Linked DNA regions of Homo sapiens: region 2 is linked to region 1. Evidence: chromatin loops called from intact Hi-C (ENCODE). Cell type or tissue: PC-3. All regions are shown on one strand. Links, peaks and the distances in the headings refer to the core of each region. The heading gives the core; the rest is flanking DNA. Region 1 has its middle 11 kb from the start of ISL2. Region 2 overlaps ETFA (electron transfer flavoprotein subunit alpha).

Region 1 (16,323 bases), core at 10,429-15,428:
TTTCTACATGGTGGGAGGTGCAAGATGCAATAATTTATCTTTTTCTTTGGATGAGATATCCTGGAATGCCCTAACTCTGGACCCCTAAACATCTTATGTGGGAGACCCCTGAATCTTTGCAGGATTTATCTCCTACCCTCTAGAATGTGGTCGCTTGGTGTCTATGATCAGGCCAGTAGCACACCAGAATTTTTTCCCAAAAGGCACGTAAGTCTCCGCTGCAGATGGCATGGCCTTGCTCCAGTACTGCAGGGGCCTGTGTTGTCATTCTCCAAGGCCTCTAATGTGCTATCCACTTTTTTCCACCCAGCTGAATCAATGTAATGTCATTGATGTAAAAGATCAATGCGATGTTCTACAGTATGTCCAGATGGTCCAGACCTCTTCAGGCTGTATTGTGATTGATAGATGCTGAAAGTTAACATAGCCCTGGGGCAAAACTGTGATTGTAGACTGTTGTTTGTTCCATGTGAATGCATACTGTTTCTGATCCACTTTTCTCCTAGGGCTAGAAGAGAACCAATTCACCAAATCAATGTCCACATAAAATGTACCTGGGGCTGTGTTAATCTGCTCTAGCAAAGATACCAAAACTGGTGTGGTGGCGGCAATAGGGCTACTACTTCTGTGGGTTTGTGATAGTCTACTGTCATCTTCCAGGTTCCGTCTGGTTCCTGGAGGGACAATACTAGTGAGATAAAGAGGAATAATGATCCTTGAAGGTTAGAACCTTGAAGTTTGCCTCATTGTGTGCTGTCAAGGAGGTCCTCTAGCTTTTATACATGGTTCTCAATTGCCTGTTAATCATTCCTACTCCTTTGTAATTTTTTATCAAGGGCATGGAGCTTAGCAATTGCCACCCAATGTCATTGTCTTTACTATTTCCCCCATATTCCCTTCCACAAGCATCCCATCCCAATTTGCCACTAGTGCAAGTCTTAAGAATTGGATATCACCTTATGCCAAAGGCTTGTTCCAGCTACCAGCAGGGTTTGGGTCCTCAGTGCCAGTCTGGTAAAAAGTAATGCAGCTCCAAACCCCCATCTTACCACCTGTTTTCTCAACCACTCCCACACTCCTGCTTTCTCTTGGATGCAAGATCGAGACAAGTTCAGAATACATCATGATAGATAGGGGGTGCCCTTAGGAGCCACACCTGTGTGAGGGATGAGACAGCGGAACTGGGCAGAAGCAGTAGCTGGGCTGATATGCAGGCCTGAACAATAATCCAGTGGAATGTGAATTATTCTGTTTTTAATTGTGTTTTTTAATGCAATAACAGTATAGCTATGCTAAAAGAATATGATATTTGTTGACAGACTAAGCACTCACCACAGTATTTCCAGCTCACAGGAAAACAACCATCCAAAAAACTTAGAAAATTTAAAATGGAATATATGTTCTTTTTGTTTTTTTGAGACAGAGTCTCGCTCTGTCACCCAGGCTGGAGTGCAGTAGCATGATCTCGGCTCACTGCAACCACTGCCTCCCAGGTTCAAGCAATTCTCATGCCTCAGCCCCCTGAGTAGCTGGGATTGCAGGTGCATGCCAACATACCCAGCTAATTTTTTGTATTTTTACTAGAGACGGGGTTTCACCCTGTGACCTCAAGTGATCCACCCACCTCGGCCTCCCAAAGTGCTAGTATTACAGGTGTGAGTGACTGCCACCAGCCAAAATGCAACATATATTCTTATGTGATGTATTTAGACTATCAGGCTGGGCATGGTGGCTCATGCCTGTAATCCCAACACTTAGGGAGGCCGAGGTGGATGGATCACTTGAGGTCACATGGCAAAATCCCATCTCTACTAAAAATACAAAAATTAGCCAGACGTGGTGGCGCTTGCCTGTAATCTCAGCCACTCGGGAGCCTGAGGCAGATGAATCACTTGAACCCGGGAGGCAGAGGTTGCAGTGAACCGAGATCACGCCACTGCACTCCAGCCTAAGAGACAGAGCGAGACTATGGCTCAAAAAATTAAAATAATATTAGGCCAGGTGTGATGGTTCATGCCTATAATCCCAGCACTTTGGGAGGCTGAGGTGGGAGGATCACTTGAAGCCGGGAGTTAGAGACCTGTCTGGCCAACATGGCGAAACCCCATCTCTACAAAAAATTAGCCAGGCATGGTAGTATGCACCTGTGGTCCTAGCTACTCGGGAAGGTGAGGTGGGAGGAGGAGCCCAGGAGTTCAGGGTTACAGTGAGCTAGGACTGTGCCACTGCACTCCAGCTTGGGTAACAGAGTGAGACCCTGCCAAAAGAGAAAAAAAAGCATGCTAGTGCCTTGAGGGCCTTTGCACTTGCTGTTCTTTCTGTTTAGAAAGCTTTTGCTCCAGATCTTCTACATGGTTTGCTGCTGCTCTTCATTCAGGTCTTAGCTTCAATACTACTATACCCCCTGGGATGGGCTTTTCCTGACCACCTTCCATATTTCTTCCATTCCCTTACTATGTTTAATTTTTCAGAGCAAGGACTTTGTTCTATTCACTGTTGTATCCCTGGCACCTAGAACAATGTCTGGTACCTGCAGGTACTCAATGCATACTTCATGAATGAACAAATGAATGAGTGGATGACCGGATGAGCAGATGCACTTATGAAACCTCAGATTGGCCTGCACTTCTCTCTCCCCGTTCCTCACCCCTCTGGCATTTGCTGCTTTTGTTTGATTGTTTTAAATAATCTTTACTGAGATATAATTCACAAGCCATAGAAGCTACCCATTTAATTTATATAAATCAATGATTTTTGGTATATTCACAGAGTTGTATGACCATCATCACAATGTTTGAGAATGTTTTCATCACCTCAGAAAGAAACCTCTGCCTCTTTAGCCATCACACCCCTATCACCCCATCTCCCAGCAAAGTATTGTCGAGGATGTAGAGAAATTGGTACCCTCATACATTACTGCAGAACCCACATAAATGGTGTGGCTGGTTTGGTAAACAGTCTGGCAGTTCTTCAAAATGTTAAACATAGAGTTACCATATGACTCAGCAATTCCACTCCTAGGTATACATCTAAGAGAACTGAAGATATATGTCCCATTAAAACTTGCACACAAATGTCCATAGCAGGCTGGGCGTGGTGGCTCACGCATGTAATCCCAGCACTTTGGGAGGTCAAGGTGGGCGGATCACTTGAACCCGTAAGTTCGAGACCAGCCTGGACAACATAGCAGAACCCTATCTCTACTAAAAATACAAAAATTAACCAGTTGTGGTGGTGCGTGCCTGTAATCCAAGCTACTCAGGAGGCTGAGGCAGGAGAATCGCTTGAACTCGGGAGGCAGAGGTTGCAGTGATCCGAGATCATGCCACTGCACTCCAGCCTGAGCGACAGAGTGAGACTCCGTCTCAAAAACAACAACAACAACAACAATGAAAACCCCAAATATCCATAGCAACATTATCCACAATAGCCAAAAAGTTAAAATAACCCAAATGTCTAGCAACTGATGAATAGATAAGCAAAATGTGTTATATTCATAAAACAGAATATTTTAATTCAGTAATAAGAAGGAATGAACTACTGATGCATGCTACCACATAGATGAACCCTGAAAACAATATAAGTGAAAGAATCCAGTCACAAAAGACAACATATTGTATTAATTCCATTTTTGGGAAATATCTGGAATAGGCAAATCTATAGACACAGAAAGTAGATGAGTGGTGCTTTGGGCTGGGAGGATGGACTGAGGGATGGGGAGTGACTGCTAATGGGCATGGGCTTTCTTTTGGACATGATGAAAACGTCCCAAAATTGATTGTGGTGATGGTGACGCAACTCTGTAAATATGCTAAAAGTCATTGAATTATACACTTTAAATGGGTACATTGCATAGGATGTATGTTATTTATTTATTTTATCGCAATAAAACGGGTACACAAGATACGCACATCCTGTGAGGGTGAGGGATGTTATGATAAGTCCTCTCTTTTACATTGTCTTTAAAAACAAAAGATAAATCATTTGAAAAGGCAGTGCCTTAACTGTTAATAATTACAAAGGCCTTGTAACGTGTCTCACACACCAGCCTTGACCCACAAGCATTTCAGGATTCCGTGAGTGAAAACTGCTGCTGTACACCTAATTTAACGTGCTCAACACCCTGCAATTCTGTTATCCATCAGCATGGCTCGAATTACACTGCTTTCTATAGTGGCTCCAGAACTTCTGAATAGGCGGGGAAGTGCAGGGATGTGTTTGGAAGCTGCGTGTGCACAGCAGACCCGCTGTTGCTACTAACCGTTTGGAAGCTGATGGAGATCGGACCCCAGGGCGCTGCTTCTGGGTGGTCCCTTCTGCTATTTCTGTATGGGCCATGTAGAAATGGGTCTGTATTTCTAAAACCTGCTTCATATTTTCAAGGCCCATTTGTGTTCTTAATAAGCAATTATTTTGCAATGACATTGTGCCTTTCTAAATACCACCGATGAAAATGGACCTACCTTTTTAGCAATGTCTGCCAACAGGAGTTCTTTCTTTGTGCTAAAAATAACCGCAGATGATTTTGACTGTGCCCCTTTCCGATTCTCCTTTCAAGTTATCTCTTCCCTTCCCGCATGTTGTCATTTCTCTATTTGAAAATCATGACCGTGAAACCTTGAACATTTATGGGTTGCACAACAGCTTCCCATGGTATATTTTTAATAATTACTACTCTTATTATTACCAGATGTTGAACTCCCAAATGATAACAGAGTGACAGACTTTAATGGTAAGATTATTTGAGCAAGAGAAGTGTGATTATTTTGTTTTTTCAGAGATAGCAGGTGCCTGACCTGGGTTTGTATCCAGTTTTTTCTGTGTTAAGCCGAGAAGTTTTATAACGGTTCCTTAATCTCACTGATCTTCTGTGTCTTCATTGGGAAGTGAGGCTAGGCTGGGTGTGGTGGCTCACGTCTATAATAGCAGCACTGTGGGAAGTAGAGGTGGGTGGATTGACTGAGCTCCGGAGTTCGAGACTAGCCTAGGCAACATGGAGAAACCCCATCTCTACAAAAAATACAAAATTAGCTGGGTTTGGTGGCGTGCACCTGTAGTCCCAGCTACTCAGGAGGCTGAGGTGGGAGAATCACTTGAGCCCGGGAAGCCGAGGCTACACTGAGCCATGATCGTACCACTGCACTCCAGCCTGGGTGGCAGAGCCAGACCCTGTCTCAAAAACAAAAAAACAAAAAAACAACAAACAAAAAAAAAGAAAAAACAAAAAAGAGAAAAAAAAGAGTGAGGCTAATACCTTCTTTATAGAGTTTTTTTGTTGTTTATTTTTTTTAGACCTAGTCTTGCTCTGTCACCCAGGCTGGAGTGCAGTGGCATGATCTTGGGTCACTGCAACCTCTGTATCCTGGGTTCAAGCAATTCTCATGCCTCAGCCTCCCAAGTAGCTAGGAGTACAGGTGTGCACCACCACGCCCAGTTAATTTTTGTATTTTTGGTAGAGACAGGGTTTCGCCACATTGGCCAGGCTGGTCTCGAACTCCTGGCCTCAAGCAATCTGCCCGCCTTGGCCTCCCAAAATGTTGGGATTACAGGCGAGAGCCACTGTGCCTGGCCTCTCACAGGGTTTAGGTGAGAAATGTGTGGGATTGTATGTTTTAGTAGTTATCTATTGCTGTGTAACAAATTACCCCTCAAGTTTAGCAGCTTGAAACATTTATTATCATACACAGTTTGTGAGGGTCAGGATTCACGGAGTAGTTTAGCTGGGTGGTTCTGGCTTGCGGTCTCTCATGAGGTTGCATTGAAAACATCAGCCAGGGCTCTGGTCTCTGAGGACTCGAGTGAGACAGGAGGTCTCATTCCAAGCTCACACATGTGGCTGTGGCAGGAGGCTTTAATTCTGTACCACATGGATCTCTCCATACGGCTTCTTTCAGAGAGAAAGATAGAAAGGGGGTGAGGAGTGAGGAGACCGGGATAAAGCTGCAGTCTGTCTTTCTTTCTTTCTTTCTCTCTCTCTCTCTCTCTCTCTTTCTTTTTTTGAGACAGAGTCTTGCTCTGTTGCCCAGGCTAGAGTGCAGTGGCGCAATCTTGGCTCTTTGCCTCCCGAGCAGCTGTGACCACAGGTGCCCACCACAATGCCCGGCTAATTTTTCTATTTTTAGTAGAGACGGGGTTTCACCGTGTTAGCCAGGATGGTCTCAATCTCCTGACCTCGTGATCCACCCGCCTCGGCCTCCCAAAGTGCTGGGATTACAGGCGTGAGCCACTGCGCCTGGCCAAAGCTGCAGTCTTTCATAACCTCACTCAGTAGTTACCAGCCTGGGCAACACAGTGAGGCGAGCACCTGTGGTCCCAGCTACTCAGGAGGCTGAGAGGGGCGGATCACTTGAATCCAGGAGCTTGAGACCAGCTTGGGCAACAGGGCAAAACCCTGTCTCTGCAGAAAATACAAAAATCCTCCGGGTGTAGTGATGTGCACCTGTGGTTTCAGCTACTTGGGAGCTTAAGAGGTGGGAGGACCGCTTGAGCCTGAGAGGCTGAGGCTGCAGTGAGCTGTGATCGCACCACTGCACTCCATCCAGCCTGGGCAACAGAGCGAGACTGTGTCTCAAAAAAATAAAATTTAATTTAAAAAGGAGTCCTTCATAAAGATGGCAACAATAGACATCATGGACTACTGTGGGGCATGGAGGGCGGGAAGGAAGGGTTGAACAACTGTTGGGTACTGTGTTCACCACCTGGGTGATTGGATCAGTTGTACCCCAAACCTCAGCATCAAGCAATATACCCATGTAACAAAACTGCAATGTACCTACCCCAAATCTAAAATAAAAGTTGAAGAACAAAAAGAGTCCTTGCTAATTTAAGGTACTGACATAATCCAAGTAATTCACACTTGGGAAAGTAGGGGATTCCTCTGCCCTGCAAAATGTGACAATTACAAGTTGGTGAACTCTACAGTTTGTAGTTTAGAAGCTGAAACTTACATTAAGGATCCCAACTGGAATGAAGACAGCCATTATAATCGTCTGTGAGAAAAAGATATACTAGCAAATTGAAGGTATCCACAGTTGTGCATGGGTGGTTTTATTTATTTTCCAAAACTGTTCTTTCAGACATTAGCTGCATCTGTAGGCGTACTGACAAATCAGCTTTTAAATTCCCAGGCTCTTTATCTCTGTGTGAAAGCAGCTATTTGACAGTGACTCATATACTTCGTTAATTTTATAGGTGTTTAATATAATCTACATATAGACATGTATGTACTATAAAAACGGTGACCTTGAGTTTAAAATATTTTCTAATGTAGTCTGACTTCTGGTTTGTCCCAATTAGTGAGACTTGACTTTATTGATATTTCGCTTGTACTAAAATATTCATATTTCAGGCTCTTAGAGGAGACATGTATGATTCATGGGATTAATGGCAAAGGAATCTTCCTACATTATCACATTAGCCTTGCATCTCACTAGCCTTCATAATGCTGAAGTGAAGCTTCGGATTTATATACAAATATTGAATTATTATTCTGAGCTTAATAAAACATGCATATCTTTCCAATATACCCAGGGACAGAAATGGACACCAGAACTTTCTCTGATGCTGAGGCACCTGCAGGTGCCCAAGAGACACTAAGTGAAGTTTCACTGGATGTCTGTCCTTCCCTCTAATGCCCTTGGCTGGCTTTTCCAGGGCACCTGAAGACTTTATGGTTCAGTAGCTCAGGGCCGAACTTGCTCTCCTCTGCTCCTTGGAGAGATAGGAGGTTGAGATTGATACCATCCCTGGTCTCACAGATTGTCCCAGACCTTCCTCTTCCATGAGGCAGCGCAGGAATTTATGTCTCTTGTTCGTGGCTATGTTCTCAGTGCTTAGAAAAGAGATTTCAGGCTGGGCGAGGTGGCTCACACCTGTAATCCCACCACTTGGGAGGCCAAGGCAGGTGGATCACTTGAGGCCAAGAGTTCAAGACCAGCCTGGCCAACATGACAAAACCCATCTTTTGTATTTTGTAAAAATACAAAATTTAGCCAGGCGTAATGGCATGCACCTGCAGTCCCAGCTCCTCCGGAGACTGGGGCATGGGAATTCCTTGAACCTGGGAGGTGGAGGTTGCAGTGAGCCAATATCACATCACTGCGCTCCAGCCTGGGTGATCAAGTGAGACCCTGTCTCAAAAAAAAAAAAAAAAAAGAAAGAAAGAAAGCTTCAGTGTAGAATACCGTGGTTAAATGTTTGTGTATATTATCCATAAGTACTTTCATAGGATAATTTCTAGCAGAAGGTTTGCTGAATCAAAGAGATTAGGGTTTTAAGGCTTTGGCAAATTTTTCCAAACTGCTTTTCAGAATGTTGTATCATTTGACACTCCTTGTAACAGGCTATGAAAGGGGCAACTTTCCCACACTCTACCAACACTGGGAATTTTCAGGTTTGGGATTTAAAAAAAATCCTTGTCAGTGTGACAGACCAAAAATGGCAGTTCACGATGCTTTAATTTGCTTTCCTTTGATTATTATGTGGTGAACACACCCCGAAGTGACCCCCAGTGAGTCACATCTTTGGATAATACCCCCCCCTTGAATGCCTATGACTTGTTTAGAAACAAGAATAGAATATTCCAAAAGTGAAAAGATTTTTTAGATGTAATAAAAGTTGCTAATGAATTGACTTGGAGTTAACAAAAAACCATATTATTCTAGGTGGGCCTTACCTAATCAGGTGAGTCCTTTCAAAGGACTCCTTGACATTGGAAACTCAAAGCAGCAGAAACTCACTGTGGCCTTAAAGAAGCAAGCTGTCATGAAATGAAGCTGCAAGGAAATGAATTCTGCCACCAGTCTGAAAGAGCTTGGAAGCAGATCCTTCCCTAGCCAAGCCTCCATCTGAGGATGCAGCCCAGCTAACACGTTGATTTCTGCCCTGTGACACCCTGAGCAGAGAAATTGGTGAAGCCACCCAGCCTTCTGATTTATAGAACTGTGAGATAATGAATGGGTGTTATTTCAAGCTACTGAGTTTGTGGTAATTGTTATTATGCAGCATAGATAATATAACTAACAAAACTACAGGTTTTTATGTGTTGATCATATTTTTTCTTCTTGCCCATTTTTCCATTAGTATTAGCATTCATCATTTTCCTATTGATATTTGAGTTCCTAACACATTTAGGCTTGTAAGGGTATCAACCCCTTTGTCATAAATAATAAACTGCCATTGCATTTTTGTTGTTGTTGTTTTTGAGACAGAGTCTCTGTCACCTAGGCTGGAGTGCAGTGGTGTGATCTCAGCTCACTGTACTTCTGCCTCCCGGGCTCAAGCTATCCTCCTGCCTCAGCTTCCCAAGTAGGTGGGACTGCAGGTGTGCGCCACCATGCCAGGCTATTTTTTGTGGTGGCTAATTTTTGTATTTTTTTAAGAGATGGGGTTTTGCCATGTTGCCCAGGCTGGTCTTGAACCCCCGGACTCAAGTGATCCACCCCCACCTTGGCCTTGCAAAGTGCTGGGATTACAGGTGTAAGCCACCCTGCCTGACCAGCCATTGCATTTTTTTTTTCTTTTTCTTTTTTTTCGAGATGGCATCTTGGTCTGTCACCCAGGCCAAGTGCAGTGGCATGATCTCTGCTCACTGCAACCTCCGCCTCCAGGGTTCAAGCAATTCTCCTGTTTCAGCCTCCCGAGTAGCTGGGATTAAAGGCGTGCACCACAATGCCCAGCTAATTTTTGTATTTTTAGTAGAGACAGGGTTTCACCATGTTGGCCAGGCTGGTCTCAAACTCCTGAACTCAAATGATCCACCCGTCTCAGCCTCCCAAAGTGCTGGGATTAGAGGCATGAGCCACTGCACCCGGCCGCAGAGAACCAGTTCTTGAACATTTATTAGCACCTACTGGTGGAGTGCATGTACCTGTGCTGACTGGTCTAAACCAATAAGAGAATCCCAAATTCTTTGCCAGTGATGGTTCAGAAATGGCACATCTAAGCCAATTTGGGCTAATGGAACAGAAAAGAGGTTTCCTGGGGGATTCTGAAAAGAAGCCAGCTTCTCCAAGGGAGCATATGGTCCTGGGTATTTTGGCAGCCGTTTCGTGACCACAAGAACCATCCTTAAAATGAGACTGCATCTGTGGACAGTAGAGCAGAAAAACAAAAAGGACCCGTTGATAACACTGGGTCACTGAGTCATTCATCTCTGGGGCTGCCCTACCTCTGTGCTTGTTGTTTGAGCCAACTCATTCCTGGTTAATGCCACTATTTTTTTTCTTTTTTTTTTTTTGGAGTCAGAGTCTCTGTCATCCAGGCTGGAGTGCAGTGGCGCCATCTCAGCTCACTGCAACCTCCATCTCCCAGGTTCAAGCGATTCTCCTGACTCTGCCTCCCAAGTGGTTGGGACCACAGGCATGTACCACCATGCCCTGCTAATTTTTTTTTTTTTTAAGTAAAGGTAGGGTTTTGCATGTTGGCCAGGCTGGTCTCACACTCCTGGCCTTAAGTGATCCACCTGCCTTGGCCTCCCAAAGTTCTGGGATTACAAGTGTGAGTCACTACTCCAGCCTAATGCCACTTTTAGCAGCGCTATCTTTTAGCCAAAAACATTCTGCTGATAATGAGAAGACTGAATGAGGTAAATGCAGTCCCAGCCAGCACCCAGCACATAGCGGTTGCTTAGTAAATGACAGCACCTTCCCTTACCCTCCACTCCAACCCAGGGTCCTCCCTGTGTCCACAGCATGCCTGCATTCCTGCCTTTGCTCCCAGCACTCTCCCTCCTCCTACACAGGCCACATTTGAAGACTTCTCACCTTTTAAGACCCAACTCCAACTCCATATCCTTCAGGAAGCTTGTCTAGTTCATGCGGAATTCTCCTCCCCACCTACTGCCTTCTGTGGTTGCCTGTGCTTTCCTGAATCTGGGTCTTATCTTCCCAACCAGAGTGAAACCCCTTGAGGGCCAGGACCATTCTTCATACAGCAGTTGGCCTCCTCTCCTGGGCCTCGCTCAACCTCTTGACTCTTGTAATGTTTGGTCAGTATTTGGTGGTGGACCGACAGGCCATTAATCTTTTCTCCCTCTTGATTTTTATAAGCTGTGGGCACCGGCATTCAGCTGAATAAGATTCATTCCTCCAACAGCAAGAGGAGCATTATTACTTTGTTCTGAAGGTCTTTACAAGTATAAGGCATGTCTAAAGCTGCTATAAATAATTTATATTGTCCATAACTCAAGCTGATCAAAATAGACCTCATCACAGTGATGCGGCAAAATCTGGTACAAGCTGCTTTTCTCCTGCCTCCAAACCAATTACACATTCGGAGCAGATGAAAATCTGACTGGATTCCCTCCTGAATCGGATTAATGCCCCATCTACAATCACATAAATCACAATCTGTCCATGATTAGACATCGGATAATCCCACTGGACAAGAGGTGACAACCCAGATTCTATTATCTCATTTATTATCTATTTTTGGAATTTACCGGTAACTCTAACCTCCAGGAGATGTTTCCCAGTGAAAGAGGATCTGCTGGAGATTCTTTTGAGAAATGGTTTCTTGATGGACTTTTGTTAGAGTTGTTGCAAGGTGATGAATAGACAAACTAGAACAAGAATGATTGGTCCTTGTTATAAGAAAAAAAACACACATTTAGCTTCTTAAGAGTACATGTTGGAGAGAATAAATGGCATCCTTAAAAGCCTTTAAAAGGACAATAACTTTATGAAGAGATAATCTCATGTTTGAGAACATATGATAAGGCGTTTTTCATTTGTTTTAATATCATAAAGACAAGCATCTCTGACTGATAAAGGGGATGTAACCAGCCCACAAAGTCTGCAAAACCTAAATCCACACACATCTGTGCAGGACAGAGGAGCTTATTACAATATTCAGTTTTCCTGCTGGGAAAATTTGAATCTGGAAGTACTACTAAAGAGACATGCAAGGAGCACATGAGTCATGACAGTTCTGACGCCACGCTCATGGTTACTGACTCGCAGGTGCTGGAGCATTGGAGCACAGCGAAAAACCTGAAGTCACTCCCACTCTGGGATGGTACAATTCACAAAGCAGCATTGTTCCCTGGAATCTTGCTAACTGGATGTCAACCCAGATGTATTTTTCAATATATTTAACAATATCTGTAAGTCACAAGTAAGGGGTATTCTTTTCCACCATCCTCAGGATTACAAATAGAAATTCTTCCTTCACCCCATGTCAATGGTTGAGATTAATTTATCGCCCATTCACACCCTTCCCCCAAACCAGCCTTGCCCCTGTCCCGCCCATTTCTGGGGAAGAGAGGGGAGCCACTCGTCAAGTCAACATGCGCACCATCCTCCTCGGTCCCATCTCCTCCCGGCCCTCCTGACACATGTCCTTGTTGTTGCTTGTCTTGCTTGTCACATCTAAGTGTTCCTCTTTCCCCGGCATAGCTGTGTTCATCCATTTCCCCACTTAAATCTCTTCAGCCAGGCAATGGGAGGTTTCCCCTTTTCCAAGAGAATCACCTCCAAGCTCCTCAGCGTGGCACTTGGGCTTCCCATGCTCACCCAAATATCCCTTTCTGTCTTTCGTGCCTGCTGCTTCCTCCCTGACCGTCCGGCCATGTGGGCCTGCCTGGGGTGGCTATGGGTTCTCCCGGTCTCCATGACTCTGCTTGTGCCACTGCCCATAGTCACCTCTGGCTCCAGCCTCTCCTAGCTGCCCACGTTTTCCCCCAAAAGCACTTGATTCACACACTGCCTCCTTCTGTCTGCCAGACCGTTCCCTCTTCCTAGGAGACCTTCCTGCTCCTTTTGTGTCTGGAAGAATCCAGCTTATCCTCCAAGGCTTGGAAGAGACACCACAGGCTCCTCACCCTGCTCTGTGCACCACCCCCGCTTTGTGTCCTATGGTAGCTCCAGGTCATTCATGGCTCTACTGCAGCCTCTTCACAGTGCCGACCTGCACCTCCCTGCCTCATCTTTCCCATCTCTACTACTGCCTGTCTCAGTGAAGGGCACTCGTCCATCCAGGGCCTCTGCTGCAAACCTGTCCCATTTGGCAAGAGGCTGGCCTCTCTGCAAAAAAGGCGCCCAGTCCTGCTTCAGGGAATCCATTCCCTTTAGAGCTCCGTCGGTCCCTCCTTCCTTCCCTTTCTTTGTCATTTTGCTCAGGACCTGGATCTCGGCAAGAGGAGAAGTACTTCTAGAAGAAAGCAGAACACTAGAAGGTAAGCGCCATGGCTGGGAATATGCCAGTGCCTTTGGCCAAACTGCTCAGAACCACTCCCAGGCCATGCTAGCCAGCCTGGGTTCCCCCTTCTGGAAAGATGAGGAAAATGCAGCTTTCCCCCAAAGCCACTGGGCACAGCTCCTTCCCATGGCCTCATCCCTTCCTAAGATCTGGGCCTGGGAGGGTATCCCTGGGCTACCCTCAGAATGTGATTTGGAAAGAAATGACAGCCTTCATATATATATATATATATTTATATTTATATTTATTTATATTTATATATTTATATTTATATATATTTATATATATATTTATATATATTTATATATTTATATATATATTTATATTTATATATTTTGAGACGGAGTCTCTCTCTGTCACCCAGGCTGTAGTGAAATGATGCTATCTTGGCTCACTGCAACCTCCACCGCCTGGGTTTAAGTGATTCTCCTGCCTGAGCCTCCTGAGTAGCTAGGATTACAGGTGTGCACCACCACGCCTGGCTAATTGTTTATATTTTAGTAGAGATGGGGTTTCACCATGTTGCCCTGGCTGGTCTTGAATTCCTGAGCTTAGGCAATCCACCCACCTTGGCCTCCCAAAGTGCTGGGATTGCAGGAGGGAGTCACTGCATCCAGCTCCATATATATATTTTTAAAGGGTTAATTTTTCTCCTCCTCGTGTAATGACCCCATGTGGTCTTTTTATCTCCTCCCCACTGGCTACTCCCCATTGATCCCCTCAGGACAAGAGTACTATAGATTATGGGTTGGTTGGTTTTAATACAGAATCATCTTGGCATATGTCCATGATAACCCAGGTAACAAACAAAACTATTCCCATCTGGACACACTCAAGTACCACAGGTTCATAACCAGTCTCATGGACAGCTGTGGGGTGTGGGTCTGAGTCTCACGGACAGCTGTGGGGTGTGGGATTGAGTCTCAGTCGCAGTCCCATCTCTTTACTAGTTGTGTTAACTTGTGAAGGATATTAGTTTATTTATTTCTCAGTGGCTGAAAGATGGTATTAGGACCTGTCTCAGAGGCAGGGCCAACTTCACAGAAACCCTGTGCATGGAGGGGTAAGACACACTTGATTTGATGCTCTGCCATTGCTGTCTTGAATTTTTATTTTTATTTTTTTTTTGAGACAGAGTCTCTCTCTGTCACCGAGGCTGGAGTTCAGTGGCACGATCTTGGGTCACTGCAACCTCTGCCTCCCGGGTTCAAGTGATTCATGCCTTAGCTTCCCGAGTAGCTGGGACTACAGGCATGCGCCACCACACCTGGCTAAATTTTGTATTTTTAGTACAGACAGGGTTTTGCCATGTTGGCCAGGCTGGTCTCAAACTCCTGACCTCAATTGATCCACCTGCCTCGGCCTCCCAAAGTGCTGGGATAATGGGTGTGAGCCACTGCCCCTGGCCATTGAAATTTTTTTTTTGAAAATTTTGATGATTATATTTCAAGATTTTTTTCTGTGCATGTACATGCACATACACATACATAAATACTCAAACTTTTTTTAAATTATACTTTAAGTTTTAGGGTACATGTGCACAACGTGCAGGTTAGTTACATATGTATACATGTGCCATGTTGGTGTGCTGCACCCATTAACTCGTCATTTAACATTAGGTATATCTCCTAATGCTATCCCTCCCCCCTCCCTTTTTTTTTTTTTTTTTTTGAGACTGAGTCTCGCTGTGTCGCCCAGGCTCGAGTTCAGTGGCGCAATCTCGGCTCACTGCAAGCTCCGCCTCCCAGATTCACGCCATTCTCCTGCCTCAGCCTCCCGAGTAGCTGGGACTACAGGCGCCCACCACCACGCCCGGCTAATTTTTTTGTATTTTTAGTAGAGACAGGGTTTCACCATGTTAGCCAGGATGGTCTCGATCTCCTGACCTTGTGATCTGCCCACCTCGGCCTCCCAAAGTGCTGGGATTACAGGTGTGAGCCATCGCGCCCGGCCTGAAATTCTTAATAATTTTTTAAACAAAGGGTCGTGCATTTTTATTTTGCAATGGGATCTGCAAATTATGTGGCCATTCCTGCTCAGGAGATTGGTGGGCACTTTAATGAGACCTCATACGGCTGCTTAGCCCAGAGCCCCAGCTACAGCACGTGCTCAGTAACTTAGGGAAGAGAGAAGGGGACTCAGGAAGGAGTGAGAGGGGCCCAGCAGTGCCTGTGGGTACCTGTTTGCTCAAAGGGAATCTGGGGTTGGGGAGGCAGGCAAAGCTGGGGAGAGAGCATGGGTCTTGGATGTCAGGAAGCCTGAAGCCTGACCTTGACTTGCCAAGTTTCTTCCTGCCCCCAGGCCTTAGTTTCTTCTTTGAAACATGGTGCTCCATCCCTATCTCAAAAGCAAGTTCTCAGATGCCTGTGGTGGGTGAAGATGTGGATGCTGAGGCTGTCTCTGGCCTGCTGTATTCAACATCTCCAACTACCTTTGGAGAAGAGTAAAAGCCTTTGGGAGTGGGGCAGAAGGAGAATGGAGGGGGATGGAGCCTGGAGCAAGAGGAGAAGCCTGGTCCAGTGACTTAAGCTGGGCAGCAAGGTCTCAGCCCTGGACAGCAGAAGATCATCCAGAGGGAGTCCAGCAGGAAGAGGTCTGGCCTGGGTTAGGGGACCTGGCTTCCGGCTCCATCTCCATCACATGCTGGGTAACAGGTCACCAGGCCTCAGTTTCCTTCCTGATATTCACAGTAGGACTGATGCTCCCACACTAGCAACAGCTTCCTCTGTGTTGGCTGGACATTGTGCATGGGGCTGTGCCTTTGTAAGTGATGTGGTAGAGGAGGTTTTGGGGAGAAAATAATCAGGGAGACTTCTCTGTGCTTCTGAACTCTCCCCAGTACAGGCTAGTTTTATGGGATAAAGCATAGCTATGGAGCTCAAGCTGCCATTCCTGATAAGGAGAAAGTGATCTAAGACCCAGGATAGGAGGCACCCAGGTCTCCTGCATGCCAGCCTGGGATGTGGAGAGTGTGTGGCCCCTCCATACCTGAGAAGGGAGCAGCCAGGAGGCAGAGAACCAGGGTAGGGCCACATCAATGGTGCCTGTGGCCGTGCCCAGCAGGTGCAGGTGTTTTCTTCTCCCATGTCAGTGCTGGTCTCTCAGGGGTGGCTGTGACCAGAAGTC
Region 2 (16,323 bases), core at 140-5,139, 95 kb before region 1:
CAATTGTAAACAGAAGAGGTACACCTCCAGCACTGGTGCTTGTAAAGAAAGCTCCCCAGGATACTCTGATGTATAGCCAGAGCTGGAGAACCACTACAATAAGTGATCCCTCAGCTCTTTGGCAGCCTGAATCTGACAACTGTCTAGCCCCCTGCAGTACTCCCTGATCTTTACAAGCATAAAGTGTCCAACTGCTCCTAGAGCAGCACCATGTAACCTGGAAAAGGAAACAATCTAGTCCCCAAAGTGAGTTAATCATCTAAAAATGAGATGAGCTTGTTTTTTGAATCAACTTGTTCTATAGTTACCAAAAGCCTGAAGACAAGAACAATTTGGCGTAATAAGACTGTGTCTTAGGGTGGGGAGGAATGCTGCAGAAAGTATGGATGAGGATAAAAAGCAATTGCATGCTCTGTGATTCTACCTTCAATGTATCCAGTGTGTCAATTGTGACCCTACATAGTCGGACAATGCAAGGAGGCCCTGACATCATACTGTCTCTCAGACATGGACACTTGCATAAGTAGTAAACTTCTTCCACTACTTTCTATTTAAGATTTAGAAGTAATTCAATAGGCTTTTTTTTTTTTTTTTTTTTTTGAGATGGAGTCTCACTCTGTCACCCAGGCTGGAGTGCAATGGCACAGTCTTGGCTCACTGCAACCTCCACCTCCCAGGTTCAAGCGATTCTCCCGCCTCGGCCTCCCGAGCAGCTGGGACTACAGGTGTATGCCACCCCACCCAGCTAATTTTTGTATTTTTAGTAGAGATGGGGTTTCACTATGTTGGCCAGGCTGGTCTCGAACTCCTGACCTTGTGATCCACCCACCTCGGCCTCCCAAAGTGCTGGGATTACTGGCATGAGCCACGGCGCCCAGCCTTCAATAGGTAATTTTAAGGTCACCTCAGTTTATTCTGACTAGCATTTCATTCATAAAGGGACATTTGTTAAACTGTTAATCAAAATATACTAACATTCATATTCAGAAAAACCCGGCAAACAAATTCTAACATAAAGATTTTTAAAGCAAGCTATTTAGCTAGACACCACTCTTTTAGGTATATTCTCAAAGCAAGCATTGGAAAAGACCAGTAGTCCTGTAAACGAGTCTTTCTGTCATACATGTCTACAGCAAATTCAAGTCTTAAAAGCTCCATGTGCATTATAAAATGCTAATAAAAATGTTGATTCACTCTGGCAGTAAACATAAACATAATATAAATGAAATTACTTAAAACCCCCTGTGTCCCCAAAAATGAATTCCATTGACTTTAACCATAAGTGTCACTAAGGAAATAAGAGATTCTGGGCCAAAACAAACTGAAGGCAGTTGCTCCAGGGCCATTTCTACCTTTCTGATCACAATAAATGGTCCAAATGGATCCACATGACCAACAGGACTTTATTTTACTGTCTTGCAAACATGGTCCTCTGAATAAACATAAAAGCACTGAAACAATAACCCAGAACAAGTATAGGGATTTTGGCGGCTGCTCTGAGGCTCTGATAGCTCTCTCAGGAAGAGAGGCTTTTTCCCTCCTTTTTAAAAAACATGTACAGGCAATTAGACTAATATCTTAGTCTAATTCCTCATGGTTCAGAAAGCATTTTTGTATTTCAATAATAATAATAATTAGTATACACAAAACTCTCTACAGATGCTAATTTATGGGGCACTTCAGATGCTGCTTCACAACATAACAAGACAATCCCTTCCCTGAGGCACTTTCCTTCTAAATCAGATAGTAAGACCATTTGGAGAGAAAGTGAGAGATGTTGCCAGGGAGTACAGCAATTAAGGGTTATACAAGGCGTGGTGGGGGACGGTGGGGATTAAAGGAACCAACAGAAACAGAAAGAAGGAGGGAGAGTCCTAGAGATAGGCCTCGTGGCTTTAGAATCTAGAAGAGTGAGAATTTAGAAGAGAATGGATCAACCCCAGGTGGCTGATAGCAGTCTGAGTTGATCACTCTGTGATGCCAAGAATAGGGGCTGTGCGGAGAAGTAAAGCCACAGGATGGGAAGAGGACCAGAGCTTATTCTGAAATATAGAGAAGGGATAGCACTTAACCTTAACACAAACAAGTACTGGCAGAAAAAAGCACAAATACCTCTTCCTTTGCCAAAACCTATAGACTCATTCAAAGAACTCAGGGGCTGAGGTCTAAACTAGTTACAGTGGGCTGAGATAGAAAGGGCAGCAGGACTGAGAAACTGTTGCATCTGATGCGGTTTAACAGGTTTACCGTATCACTGTGGTTAAGAACCTAGGCTCTGTAGCCTCATTGCCTCCATTCAAATCCCACCTCTGCCATCTGATAGCTGCATGACCATGGGCCATTCATGTAACCTCTCTATGCCTCAGACTGCTCATCCAAAACACTGGAATTATAAGAACTCCTGCTTTATAGGGTTACTGTTGAGGCTCGTCCTTAGCATAGTATCAGATTTCCCAAGACACATTGATGTGTCACTCACGGGTTGAGGTTTATTCAAATATTGATTTTCTCAGCCCACTAGGTGGCCAGGTGGGCTCCTGAGGTAGCCTCAGGACTACCATGTACAGCTGAGCAGGCTGCACACTGAATAACTCTGAAGGAGGGCACCACTCTTAACAGTCACTATAGCCCTGCATTTTTATTACAATAACTTTCCAACAGATGGCAGTAAAGTAACTTGAGACACCAGTACTTTATAATTTGTACAAAAGAGTTGTGTGGACTTGAAGTACTGGGTGGCCAGAATCCCCTGTGGTACAAATATTCTAACTGTCTAAGTGTACCATAATAGGAAAGAGTTGAGCAGCACTGGGTAACTGATTTTACTGTTGTTGATATTCTTACTGTACCTTACAGGTAATATAAAGATGACTAATTCTCTGTGCCCTGTCCTCAAGAAGCTCACAGTCTAACAATTACAGGTTACGGCAAGGTCACAAAAATCTGTAATCCAATAAAGGAAAATGGAAAAGAGGTGTGATAGAGCTACAGTCTCTCATCAGCCCCTCACTTTCCTACCTGCCACTGAGAAGTGGAAAAGCCGTTAGGAGCAGAAAACAGATTAGGGGACAATATCTTTACCTTCTGACAAACAGGGGCCCACTTTTGCCATCTATCCCCATCTGTTCCTGCTCCCTTAAGTCCTTTAGACAAAACAAGCTTTTAAAGCAGGTTTTAATGGTCCTGGCTTAATGATAAAACTGCATGTCTGAGAATTAGAGGGATGATTGGAATGAAATCTTCAGACTTTTACAGAAATCTAACCAACCTGTGGATTCAACATGGCTAGTGTTCTCTGGTGGATGATTAGGTTTTTGGCTGCTTTCTTCAGAAAGTAAGTATATACTAACATCACTCCTGCTTTACCCAAAACACGTGCCCAAACCTGGAATTCTAAGATGTATTATCTGAGCTCTGCTTTTCCAGAATTTCATGTAGAAGCTAAGGGGAAAACTGTCCTCTGCTACATTGCATTTTCGCTCATCACTGTTAAGCCCCAAACAGAGTTATTCGATACATCTATACTTATATATCTTGTAAGCCACATATTTAATGTTAAATTTTCTAGTGGCCACATTAAAGTAAAAATAAACAGGTAAAATTAATTTTTAATAATGTAATCTCAGGTCAGACTAACTATATTTCAAGTACCCAATAATCACATGTGGCTTAGAGGTTATCATACTGGGCAGCACAAATCCAAAATAATCATAGAACAAACTAAAGAGCCTTCTTGTAAACTCCACTAGGGAACCGTGGACTATGGTCTGACAACAGATCTAAAGACAGAATGGCATTGTCTTATGTGTCTGTGTTGCTTCTGTTGGCTCAGAACAAGACCATTTACAGGTTCTATTATGCTCAATGGGAACGTGAACCAAAAAGGAAAGTCAGCAGTGTGGCAGAGCTGAAGATTAGCATTAGAGGCAGCAACATTAAACAAGAGTAGCCAATATAGAGAGTCACAAATAGATGACAAAAATCTATCAAATTTCAGGTGGTGTGGCCCATTATAGGAAAACCAAAAGCAGATGAAAACTACTGGTTTAACATGATCAGTTTATACTCTGAAAAAGCAACTCTCTATCAAATTTTGTTCTCCAGTAACTTATATTTAGTTCTTAAAACTCTAGATGGACCTGAAAAATATTTCCTCAAAAACTCACAGTTCTAAAAAAGATTTTAAAAGTATCTGAAATATGTGAGTCAAAAAAATTAAAATGGAAATTTAAAAATACATGGAACAAAACACCAAAAAAGGAAGGGTATATCAGAACATGTGGGATGCAGCTAGAGTGGTATTTAGAAAGACTGATTGATTTTGAGACAGAGTCTCACTCTGCTGCCCAGGCTGGAGTGCAGTGGCACGATCTTGGCTCGCTGCAACCTCTGCCTCCTGGGTTCAAGCGATTTTCGTGCCTCAGCCTCCTGAGTAGCTGGGATTACAGGAACGTGCCACCTCGCCCGGCTAATTTTTGTACTCTTAGTAGAGATGGGGTTTTGCCATGTTGGCCAGGCTGGTCTCGAATTCCTGACCTCAGGTGATCCACCCACCTCGGCCTCCCAAAGTGCTGGGATTACAGGCATGAGCCACCATGCCTGGCCGATACTTAGAAGGATTTATAACCTCAAACACATATTAGAAAACAAGGATGATGGAAAATTAGTAAGCTCAGATCTCAACTCAAGAAAGTTGAAAATGAGGAGGTAAAAGAAACTACTACATTATTCAATCATTACAGTTAAATAAATAAGAGCTGGGTTCAGATCCTGACTCTCCCACTTACCAATCTGCATTCTTGAGCAAATTATTCAATCTCTCAAAGGCTCAACTGCTGTTATGTGTAAAATGGAGACAAATACCTGCAGCTAATAGGATTGTTGTGATGATGAAAATAAGATGCACATAAAGTACTCAAAATATTTCTATAATGCTATTATTTCTAAAATGATCATCAAATCTCTAAACTAGAAGGCATTTTTAATGTTATAGTTCTAAACAGAAAAGGAGACAGCCAACTGTCAAAAATTTCACTTTAAAATGGTAACTATTACTATCTATATATCTATAGTCAAGAAAGTTGTTACTAACTTGATACAATTCTTCCAGGGGAGTGTACTGGGAAAAATTTTCTTTGACAGCTGTTAGTTTCTTCTTTGCATTTAGTACTGACCATACAGTTAGAATTTCTGCCCAGCTTCCTAGCCAGTGCTTGCCTAGGAAGTTGGGATGATTTCTTTACAGATTTCTAACACAATCTTTGTGCAAGGATACATATCCCAGATGCAAGTACTAAGACATATCAAGTTGATCATATTAAAAATATAATACATATGAAGTTGAAATTATGTGAGTTTATGATATAAAATCATAAATTCATGTTTTTCTGGAATTGGAACAGTATTCTGCCTGCAGCAACTTCAGATCTGCTTTACTTTAAACACAGTAGAATGGAGAGATTTAAATGTTTACTTTTTGTTTATATGAAATACGAATATGAGTAGGGTGGTTAAATCTGGAGCATTCAGAGCAGAAATACCATGCCAATATTGTTTCCTCTCTTAAAAAATCAAGTTTTAAACTTTTCTGCCAAAAGTGTTCCTTTCTAGATAGAGGTAGGGAAGGAACATGAAAACTTACATTTCTTTAAATAAATAAAAATTTAAACACATCATGTAAGTGGTTCTATCTAGAATTCAGAGATCCAATGTTATGTGCTCAAAAAAACAATACCCCTAAGACTGCCTCAATCAGGACAAGAGTTATACAGAATGGCAAATGCTTTCTCAACCTTCTTTTCTCAATAGACTACACAGCCATAACCTTAAACAGCAACTGTTATAGATAAAACATAATATACATATACATAACAAATGCCAGGTTAGGAGTTAAATGAATTTATCATAGCAAATAATGAATGTGTCTTTGGGAAGTAGATTAACCAAACTATATTTTCTAATTATTGGAGCCTCCTGTGCATTAATATTGCTATATTTCATCCTGCTGCTCATTTAAAAGGCCAAACTATTTCCTTTGTTTGCCAAATCCTGTTTAAGTCTCTTCTCTTTTTGGAAGAGGCCCCAAAACTCAAAGCACAACTATCTGTGGCTCTTTTCTCAAACAGCTCTCTGCCCGTATTATGAAATTCTCAGGTGGGATTCTGGCTAAACTGAGTTTCACATGAAGGGAAGATTTTACCCATACTCTTGGTTTGAAGCTGAAATTATATCCCATCCATGAGACAACACCCCTTTACTAAGATTAGCTCCTGTTTTATTAGAATTCAAGACAACACACTAGTCATCACAGCTATATGTACTGTCTATGTTACGCCAGTAACTATGCTGTACTTTATACACACGACCTCATTTAACTATGACAACAACTCTATAGGGTAGAAATGATTCCTATTTTATAGAAGAGAAAGCAGAGTCTCAGGCAGGCTTGCTGAGTTGTCCAAAATTATACACACCTAGTAAAAGGCAGGTTCTCCCTCCCCAGCTTTACTGAGGTATATTTGACACATAAAAATTATATATATTTAAAGTATACAATGTGATGTTTTGATATAGGTAAACATTATGAAATAATTACCACAATCAGGCTAATTAACATATCTATCACATCACAATTACTTTTTGTGGTGAGAACACTTAAAATTTACTCTCTTAGCAAATCTTAAGTATACAATCCACTCTTATTAACTATAGTCACCATTCTGTACAATAGATCCCCAGAATTTATTCATCCAGCATAACAAATTTTGTATCCTTTGACCAACATCTCCCCATTTCCCCCACCTCCCAGCCCCTGGAAGCCACCATTCTACTCTCAAAAGGCAGGCTTCTTAACCTAGGTTGATTCTAAATTCAGCACTTTTTCTATACCACATATGACTCAATATTATTACTGTATTGGTAATATGCTTTAGCTGAAGTCACCAGTCTGTTAAAAGTCCACAAAGTATATTTATCTTAGAGAAAGATCCCTAAAACAAGATGAGACCTGGTGAAGAGCCAACTGAAGTTTGTACATATTAAAAAAAAAAAAAAAAAGTATTGTCAATTTTAGCTAACATTAGCTTTTACTCCATGTTGCTAAAAGTATCAGTTTGTACATTAGCTCTGTGTCTCCTTATCATGAATAATGACAAGCTACACTGTTTAGATTTATTGCTCTATCAACCACTTGCATGTCAATTAGAAAGCCTCTAATGCACACCCACCACACACATGCACCAGCTGGAAGCCCTTCAAGGAGACTGACTCACAAAAGAGGCAAGGCTCCGAAATTATTTTTGTTGTTGTTGTTGATGATGTTTCTTTCTTTTAATTTATGTAACCTGCACTGAAAATTAATACTTTCCAGCTAAAGATTTTGATCTGGCTTTCAGTGAAGTCAATATCTGGTTCCAAATAACTGCTAAAGGGAAATGTCTAGAGGCAAAGCCAGAAAATGCATTTGGAAGAAAAGCAGGGGCCCTTATCTAGCCTCTGAAGATTTTTCACATGAATGGAGATTCCATGGCTCAGTAGATGGACTTGGTTCTTTTTAGTGATAGAATATGTAGTCAAAGATTCTTTGAAATCTTAAATTCAAATTCATTCTTAGATATAAGCTCCTCCATATTCTTTTAATCAGCCTACCTTTTCTCCCAGGACATATAGGGAACTAAGCAAATGTCTTCTTCACATCTAGTCTAATATGTCCAGAGCAGGTGGGATGTATATCACTAGCACACACTTCATTATGTACGTCACATTTTTTGTTCAAAATGTAAATTTAATAACCCAGTTGCTCAACTACAAAGTTAAAAGAATTTTTTTAAAACAAGGACATTAACTATATTGTGAAACACAATTCAAAAATTTAAATGTAAATCAGAAAAAAAGTGAAATTTCAACCCTTGGCCTTTCAATGTTTTCTAATTGTAGATTTCAATTATGCAAGATGTATAGGACCTGAAACAAGTTTTTTTTTTCTTAAGAGAATAGTTTCACATTCAAATATAACTTCAGCTGTGCTCAGTGGCTCACGTCTATAATCCCAACTACTTGGGAAGCTGAGGCAGGAGGATTTCTTGAGTCCAGAAATTTGAGGCTGCAGTGAACTATGGTCTCATGTTGCCATACTCCAGCCTGAGCAACAGAATAAGACCCCACCTCTAAAAATATTAATAATAATAAATTAAATATAATTTTTATATTTAACAATTTTATAATTAAATGCTTTGCATTTACCTAATTTGCTTCTATACCAGTTCAGAGATTTTCCATTGTGGGAAAATACACTTTAAGTGTACCTGAAATTATGAAAAGCCAAGTATATTATTATATACTTACCTAAAACTATTCAGACAGTTAATTTACATTGAAATATTTGTGTCTATGATATCAAAATACTTGAACATGTAATCAAGTCTATTACAAAGCTTTGCATTTTAGCAGGTCAAATAAAAACTTTATTTGAAGGCTGGGTGCAGTGGCTCATGCCTGTAATCCTAGCACTTTGGGAGGTCGAGGTGGGAGGATCGCTTGAGGCCAGGAGTTTGAGACCAGCCTAGGCAACACAGCAAGACCCCATCTCTACAAAAAATAAAAAACAAATTAGCTGGGTGTGGTGGGACACATCTGTGATCCCAGCTACTTGGGAGGCTGAAGCAGGAGGATCACTTGAGCCCAGGAGGTTGAAGCTGCAGTGAGATGTGATGGCACCACTCCACTCCAGCTTAGCTAATAGAGTGAGACCCTGTCTCAAAAAAAGTTTATTTGGCTGGGCGCAGTGGCTCACACTTGTAATCCAAGCACTTTGGGAGGCTGAGGCAGGCGGATCACGAGGTCAGGAGATCCAGACCATCCTGGCCAACACGGTGAAACTCTGTCTCTACTAAAAAATACAAAAATTAGCCAGGCATGGGGGGCGGGCCCCTGTAAGTCCCAGCTACTCGGGAGGCTGAGGCAGGAGAATGGCATGAACCCGGGAGGCAGAGCTGGCAGTGAGCCAAGATCACACCACTGCACTCCAGCCTGGGCGACAGAGTGAGACTCCATCTCAAAAAAAAAAAAAAAAAAAAAAAAGTTTATTTGACTATCAAATTTTTTTTTTTTGAGATGGAGTCTCGCTCTGTCGCCAGGCTGGAGTGCAATGGCACGATCTCGGCTCACTGCAACCTCCGCCTCCTGGGTTCAAGTGAGTCTCATGCTTCAGCCTGCTGAGTAGCTGGGACTACAGGTGTGCGCCACCACGCCCGGCTAATTTTTGTATTTTTAGTAGAGACAAGGTTTCACCATGTTGGTGAGGATGGTCTCGATCTCTTGACCTCGGGATCCCCCCGCCTTGGCCTCCCAAAGTGCTGGGATTACAGGCGTGAGCCACTTCGCCTGGCCAACTATCAAAATTTTTTATCAGCAAAGTTCTTTAATTGATCCAAGTCAAAACATGCTAAATTATACATTTCTACGTAGAATTTTGGAGTTGTAAGGAACCTTTGAAATTATCTATGCGATCTCTTTATTTCATCAATGATAAAAATCAAGGCCCTGGGAAACAGAGCTGCCACCCAAACCTAGGTCTCCTGACTTCCAAGTAGTATTCTTTCCATTCACCAAACTGCCTCCTTTCCCAAATCACTAAGAGCTGGCCATTGCTTACACATAGCTTTTCTTGACATTTAATCATAACTTCTATGTCAAGAAGTTTATGAGAGCTACAAAGCAACCAGAGGAAACCAATTTGAAGGTTCCTCAAAAAGTTACACATAGAACTACCATATGTCTCAGCAATTCCAATCCTAAGTATATATTCAAAAGAACTGACAAGAGGGACTCAAACAGATACTTGCATGTGAATGTTCATAGCAGCATTATTCACTATAGCTAAAAGGTGAAATAAAACAACCTAAGTACCCATTGACAGATGAATGGATAAGCAAAATGTTTACAGATGACTGGACCATAAAAAGGAATTAAGTTCTGATACATGATACAATATGATGAAATGTGAAAATGTGCTAAATGAAAAAAGCCATCATAAAAGGACAAATATTGTTTGATTCAACTTTATGAAATATCTAGAATAGGCAAATTCATAGAGACAGAAATAGATTAGCAATTACAAGGGGCCAAGGTAGAACGTAATAAGTTATTGCTTAATGGGTACAGGATTTCTATTTGGGGTGATGAAAACTTTCAGAAATAGAGTAGTGATGGCTGCACGTTGTGAATGTGGTTGAAGTCATTAAATTGTACACTTAAAAATCGTTAAAACAACTGGGTGTGGTGCTTCACACTTATAATCCCAGCACTTTGGGAGGACAAGGTGGGTGGATCACTTCAGGCCAGGAGTTCAAGACCAGACTGTCAACATGGTGAAACACTGTTTCTATGAAAATTCAAAAATTAGTTAGGCTTGGTGGCACATGCCTGTAGTCTCAGCTACTTGGGAGGCTGAGGCAGGAGAATTGCTTGAACCCGAGATGGCACCACTGCACTCCGGCCTGGGCAGTAGAGTGAGACTCCATCTCAAAAAAAAAAGAAAAGAAAAAGAAAAAAAATCGTTAAAACGGCAAATTTTATATTTTACCACAATAAAAAAAATCACTAGAAACCTTGACAGAAACCATCACAGAATTTCCCATGTTTAAAAAACTTCATTCTAGAATCTTGTGGTAATTATTAAAAATTATTTACATTAAAAATAATAAGGAAAACCAGGTATAGGATTTATAGAAATTCACTGTACTGTCTTCAAAATTTTACTTTAAATTCAGGCCAGGCGCAGTAGCTCACGCCAGTAATCCTAGCACTTTGGGAGGCCGAGGCGGGTGGATCACAACGAGGTCAGGAGTTTGAGACCAGCCTGGCCAACGTGGCGAAACCCCGCCTCTGCTAAAAATACAACAATTAGCCGGGCGTGGTGGTACACACCTGCAATCCCAGCTACTAGGTAGGCTAAGGCAGGGGAATCACTTGAACCTGGGAGGCAGAGGTTGCAGTGAGCCCAGATCATGCTGCTGCACTCTGGCCTGAGCGACAGAGCAAGACTCTGTCTCAAAAAAACAAAAACAAACAAACAAAAAAAAAACAAAGTTTTTTTCTTAAAATCCAAAACCGTTCTCAAAATTATTATTATTATTGTTATTATTATTAGTTTTTTTGAGACAGAGTTTCACTCTTGTTGCCCAGGCTGGAGTGCGATGGTGCGATCTCAGCTCACCGCAACCTCTGCCTCCCAGGTTCAAGCAATTCTCGTGCCTCAGCCTCCCAAGTAGCTGGGATTACAGCATGTGCCACCACTCCCAGCTAATTTTGTATTTTTAGGAGAAATGGAGTTTCTCCATGTTGGTCAGGCTGGTCTCGAACTGCCAACCTCGGGTGATTTGCCCGCCTCAGCCTCCCAAAGTTCTGGGATTACAGGCGTGAGCCACCACATCCAGCCCTCAAAATGTTTATTTAAGAGAAAGCTATCTGAGTTGTGAAGTTCAGACCAAAGACTTATGAAAAACTCATTTAAGCACCTTCTAAAATTGTAAGAATTGGAGTAGAGCTTGTAATATGGAAAATAGTAATGCCAGTTAAAAATAAATTTACTATACAACCTAAGATCCTCTAAAATAATCTCACTTTAAGGAAGTGGAGTATACCCTCCTGTCTCAAATACTATTTCCCAAATTTCCTTTCAGACTAAGTTTGGTTAATATTAATATATAGTTAAACGATGTTATTAAACTCTTCTTCTCTACACCTCAGTGCTTGTATCTTTGGCCTTGAGGTGAACACAGTACTGAATTACATATGCTAAATGACCAATTATCCATTGAATCAACATTTTCTAGTAAAGTGTCTCATGTTCTTTGACATTCATGTGCCCATTTATCATACCTGAAACTATATGAGAAAATACATTGGTTTTTATAGGAAAAAAAAAAAACAAAATTACATAGAATAAGAATAGAAATTTAGAATAGTTTTATTTCTTTCAAGTTACCACACCAACACAGCTACGACAAAGACTGCTGTCTACTCTTATTGATTTTCATGTCAGCTGTTAAATTAGATTCACTATCTACAAGACATGTCAATTTATCATTATTGGTGGCATGCTTTTAAACAGTTACCATATATATGTAAAAAGGAATTCAACACTCTCTGAAACTTACAATTTTTAACTTTATATAATAAAATGATAATGGATAAAGAACTTCACTGATATTGGACCTCTGGAATAAATGTTTAGAGCAATCAGTCTAGTAAAAATTAGCTGAGAAGACAAACCAAAGATATAATTAAAACTCCTAGTTTTTTGGCAATTAAGTTTTTAACTATTGTACAACCAAATAATTTATATATACAAACCACAGTTTATAAATTCTACAACTTCTTCTTTGTCGTTTTAAACTTCACTGTATGGGCTTTGATAATCCAGGCCATGTAATTACCTTTAAGAAGCATGCTTAGGGTTTTTTCTGGAGTACAGGTCCATACAGCATTTCTCTCTGTCCTCTTGGGAACAAAACATCAATTGCTTTCAGCTAAATGCACTCACATATGAATATTTTAGTACAATTTAATGCTTCTATACCAACCCCAAAGGAACAGAGCATCAATTTGTGAACACAGTTCTCTTGGAGTTAAAAGCCAAGCTAGATAAAGCACTATGAAAGCAGCTGTCAATCTTCAGCTTTTTAGCAAGTTAGAAAGGCAGCCCATAAATTCAGTCCTAGCTGTATACAAGTAAGTCTATAAAGTTTGTTCCTACACAGACTTTTCAACAATAGTGAATTTTCAAAAGAGAACCCAGAAACAAAATTTATTATCTTGATACATTTTTCAAAAACTGCTTATTCACCTGGTAACTTTAAACTGACTTCTATTCACTTAGTCTCACCATTATGAATGGACAGTTGGTCTGTTAGTAAAATACCAAAATATACACAAAATAATCTACTCCCACTAAGAAGTTGCACTAAGCGTAAGAACACATTTCCCTGGCATTAGAAAACAGATTCTTTAATAATTGCAATATGCTTATATGTTCAGGTGGTTAGGAAGGTAAGGTCAGCACCATCAAAAAAGCTAATAGAAGGCAATCTAGAAATAAGTATTAAATGGAAACTACCACCAAATACGCCAACCTTTAAAAGGCCATAGAAATTAAATGCTAGTTGTAGCGTAAATCTGAGACTCTATTAAGTTCAACAAATATTAATGTGCTAACAAAATCCAGTAAGTGTGTCAAACCTCAGGTAAAGAAATAAGAATTCAATACCTGTTCATAATTTCAAAACAAAATAAAACAAAATCTCTTAGAAAACAAGGATTTATGACAGTACTGTAAAAATGGCTAATACACAGCACTTACTATATACCAGGCACAGTTTTTAAGTGTTATATAAATATTAACTCATTTAAGCCTGTTTTACATATTAATCTTTAAAATCATTTAATCTTTAATACTACAGTATGAAGTATGAATTATTATTATCACCATTGTATAGTTGAGAAAACTGTGCTACAGAGGGGTTAAGTGATTTGTCCAAAGTCACACAGCCAGCAAGTGGCAACACCAAGGGCTGAATCCTGGCAACCTGGCTAGAAAGTCTGGATTCTTAACTATTCTATGACACTGCCTATTGTAGGGAACTTTTTAAAATCTGATAAAGGGTATCCACTAAAAACAGACAGCCAACATAATACCTATGGTGAAACAATGGAGTAATTTCCTTGAAATGAAGGACAAGGATGTTTATCCTCACCACTTCCGTTCAACAATGCCACAGCTAACACAATAAGAAAAGAAAATTGGTTGGGCACGGTGGCTCACACCTGTAATCCCAGCACTTTGGGAGGCTGAGGCAGGCAGATCACGAGGTCAGGAGATTGAGACCATTCTGGCTAACATGGTGAAATCCTGTCTCTACTAAAAATACAAAAAAAATTAGCCGGGCGTGGTGGCAGGCACCTGTAGTCCCAGCTACTCGGGAGGCTGAGGCAGGAGAATGGCATGAACCCGGGAGGTGGAGCTTGCAGTGAGCCGAGATCATGCCACTGCACTCCAGCCTGGGCTACGGAGCCAAGACTCCGTCTCAAAAAAAAAAAAGAAAAGAAAATTAAATAAAAAGATGAAGCAAAATTTCATTATTCATTATTCCCAGAAGATATGTCTGTGTATGTACAACATCCAAGAAAATCTACAGATAAATTAGTAAGAGCAGTATATAAATATCAATTGCATTCCTATATATCTACATACTTTTATAACAAAAATTATGAAACTGCCTAAACAAGTGGAGAAATAAAATCATGGTCACAGATAGAAGATCAAATGTTGCAAAGATTTTGACTCTTTCCAAATTAATCTATACATCCAATGTTCCTCACTTGAAGAATTTTCGCTATCTGAGTATTTGTTACAATATGTACTTTTTAAACCCAGGAGTCACTATTCAAATTTAAAAAAACAACTATCAAGGATTTGTAGGAGTGCACATTTAAGGTGCTTATGAATCTAAGAGAGACCATCCAGTCTACTCAGCAGCTGTATCTCAGCTATTTTCCTGACAGGACCATATCTTATGCTCACATTCTATAACCACGAGCAAAAGGAACACAAGGAGACATACATTTTTTTAGATTTTTTTTCATCTAAGACTGCAGACAATGGTTCACAGCCATCTATTTCTGGACCTCAGGAGTGGAGAAAACTGTCCATCACTTCTTAGGATCCAATAGTAAGCTCCTTTGCTAGAATCTTTCCATACATTTTGACTCACCACTGAACCGCAACCATGATAACAGCCCCTTCTCCCACTTCTCACCACCAAATCTAACTCAGGCAACTCTTTAATCAGTACATTTTTTTTTACGTGGTCTTGGTTATTCACTAAGAGTTATTTGCATTCATCATGTATCTTTAACATATTTTCTCATTGCTTATTTACATTATGGTACGTGTTTGGAGCAGTGTAGAAGAAATAACTGATACTGTACAGTTTCCACACTATTCTGTCCAAAAACATACCAAATAATGAGTGTAATAAGTGTTAAGTAACTGGTGTTTTACATGCATAATGCAGATTTTTACATGAACTGGGATTCTTATAAAAGTGTTTTAAGATTTTGTAATTGAGGGAAAATTATTTGAGGTTTTGAATAGACTGTGAACCAGTTATTAATTCTCCCTATTAAGATAATAAAATATAGGTCTGAGTTCTCTGAAGCTTTAGTATCTATACAATTTTAGTAATAGTCTACATCTGGATAATGAGTTATACCTACATTTCCGATCAATATTTCAACTGTGAAGCTTAACAAATGAATTCTAAAACTGTAAAGTAACGCAGGGAACCAACAGCTAAAAACATTTTGGAGAACTGAGAAGGGAGATACTGCCCAACCAGATAACTTTATTATAAAGCTTAAGTGTAGTAGGGGTACAGTAATAAACAACTGGCCAATGGGACAGAATAGATGGCCCAGAAATAGACCCCTGCATACATATAAACTTGATATGTAAAAGATGATGCTGTGCATTAGTGGAGGAGAGAGGGAATGTGTAATAAATGGTGCTGAGGTACCTGATTAACTACATGGGGGGAAAATGGAATACTCACTTCACATTAAACATAAAAATCAAATCAAGTAGATTATAATTATAAACCAAAATGTGAAGGACAAAATTTTTAAAACTTTTAGAAAAAAATACAGGTGAATATCTTTACAACCCTAACTTAGGAATGATTTCTTAAATAAGACACAAAAAATACATATCAAAAAGGAAAAAAATAAGTTGAACCACATTAAAATTAATGCTCTATCAAAAGGTATTATTTTTTAAAATGGAAAAGACAGACATAAATGAAAGAAAATGTATGCAACACACATAACCAACAAAAGATGTGTATCCAGAATACATAAAGAACTTCCAAGAATCAGCCTGGCCAACATGGTGAAACCCCATCTCCACAAAAAATATACAAAAATTAGCCAGGTATGGTGGAGGGCACCTGTAGTCCCAGCTACTCAGGAGGCTGAGGTGGGAGAATTGTTTGAACCCAGGAGGTAGAGGCTGCAGTGAGCCGAGATTGCACCACTCCACTCCAGCCTGGGCAACACAGTGAGACCCTGTCTCAAAAAATAAAAAAAAAAAATTCCAAGAATCAGTAAGAAAAAGATAACTTAATAGAAAAATGAGCAAATGGTATTAACATTAAATATTCAAAGGGAAAAAAACCATAAATGGATATTCCGCATATGTAAAGATATCTCACTAGTAATCACAGAAAAGCAGATAAAAAGCACAGTGAGATTTCATTCCCATCAGGC

What was found. A loop is a pair of places that touch in the nucleus more often than their neighbours do. Peaks named below come from ENCODE experiments on the same cell type or tissue, not always from the same donor. Only the 100,000 strongest peaks of a DNase experiment are listed, where the experiment ranks them.
Region 2: it touches region 1 in a loop (18-fold over the local background); 43 of 110 quality-filtered maps call a loop at or near these places.

The regions. Positions count from the first base shown.
Region 1 is chr15:76,317,230-76,333,552 of GRCh38, forward strand. No RefSeq gene overlaps it. Among named protein-coding and RNA genes, the nearest start is that of ISL2, 11 kb to the right of the region's middle. In PC-3, for the core only: a CTCF peak has its summit at 13,239 (motif pointing left); DNase peaks (open chromatin) are centred at 11,942 and 13,252; H3K27ac peaks cover 1,038 bases.
Region 2 is chr15:76,232,748-76,249,070 of GRCh38, forward strand. The region is part of intron 9 of ETFA (electron transfer flavoprotein subunit alpha); the gene reads right to left. Among named protein-coding and RNA genes, the nearest start is that of ETFA, 71 kb to the right of the region's middle. RefSeq lists an enhancer at 1,567-2,256. In PC-3, for the core only: a CTCF peak has its summit at 2,669 (motif pointing right); a DNase peak (open chromatin) is centred at 2,624.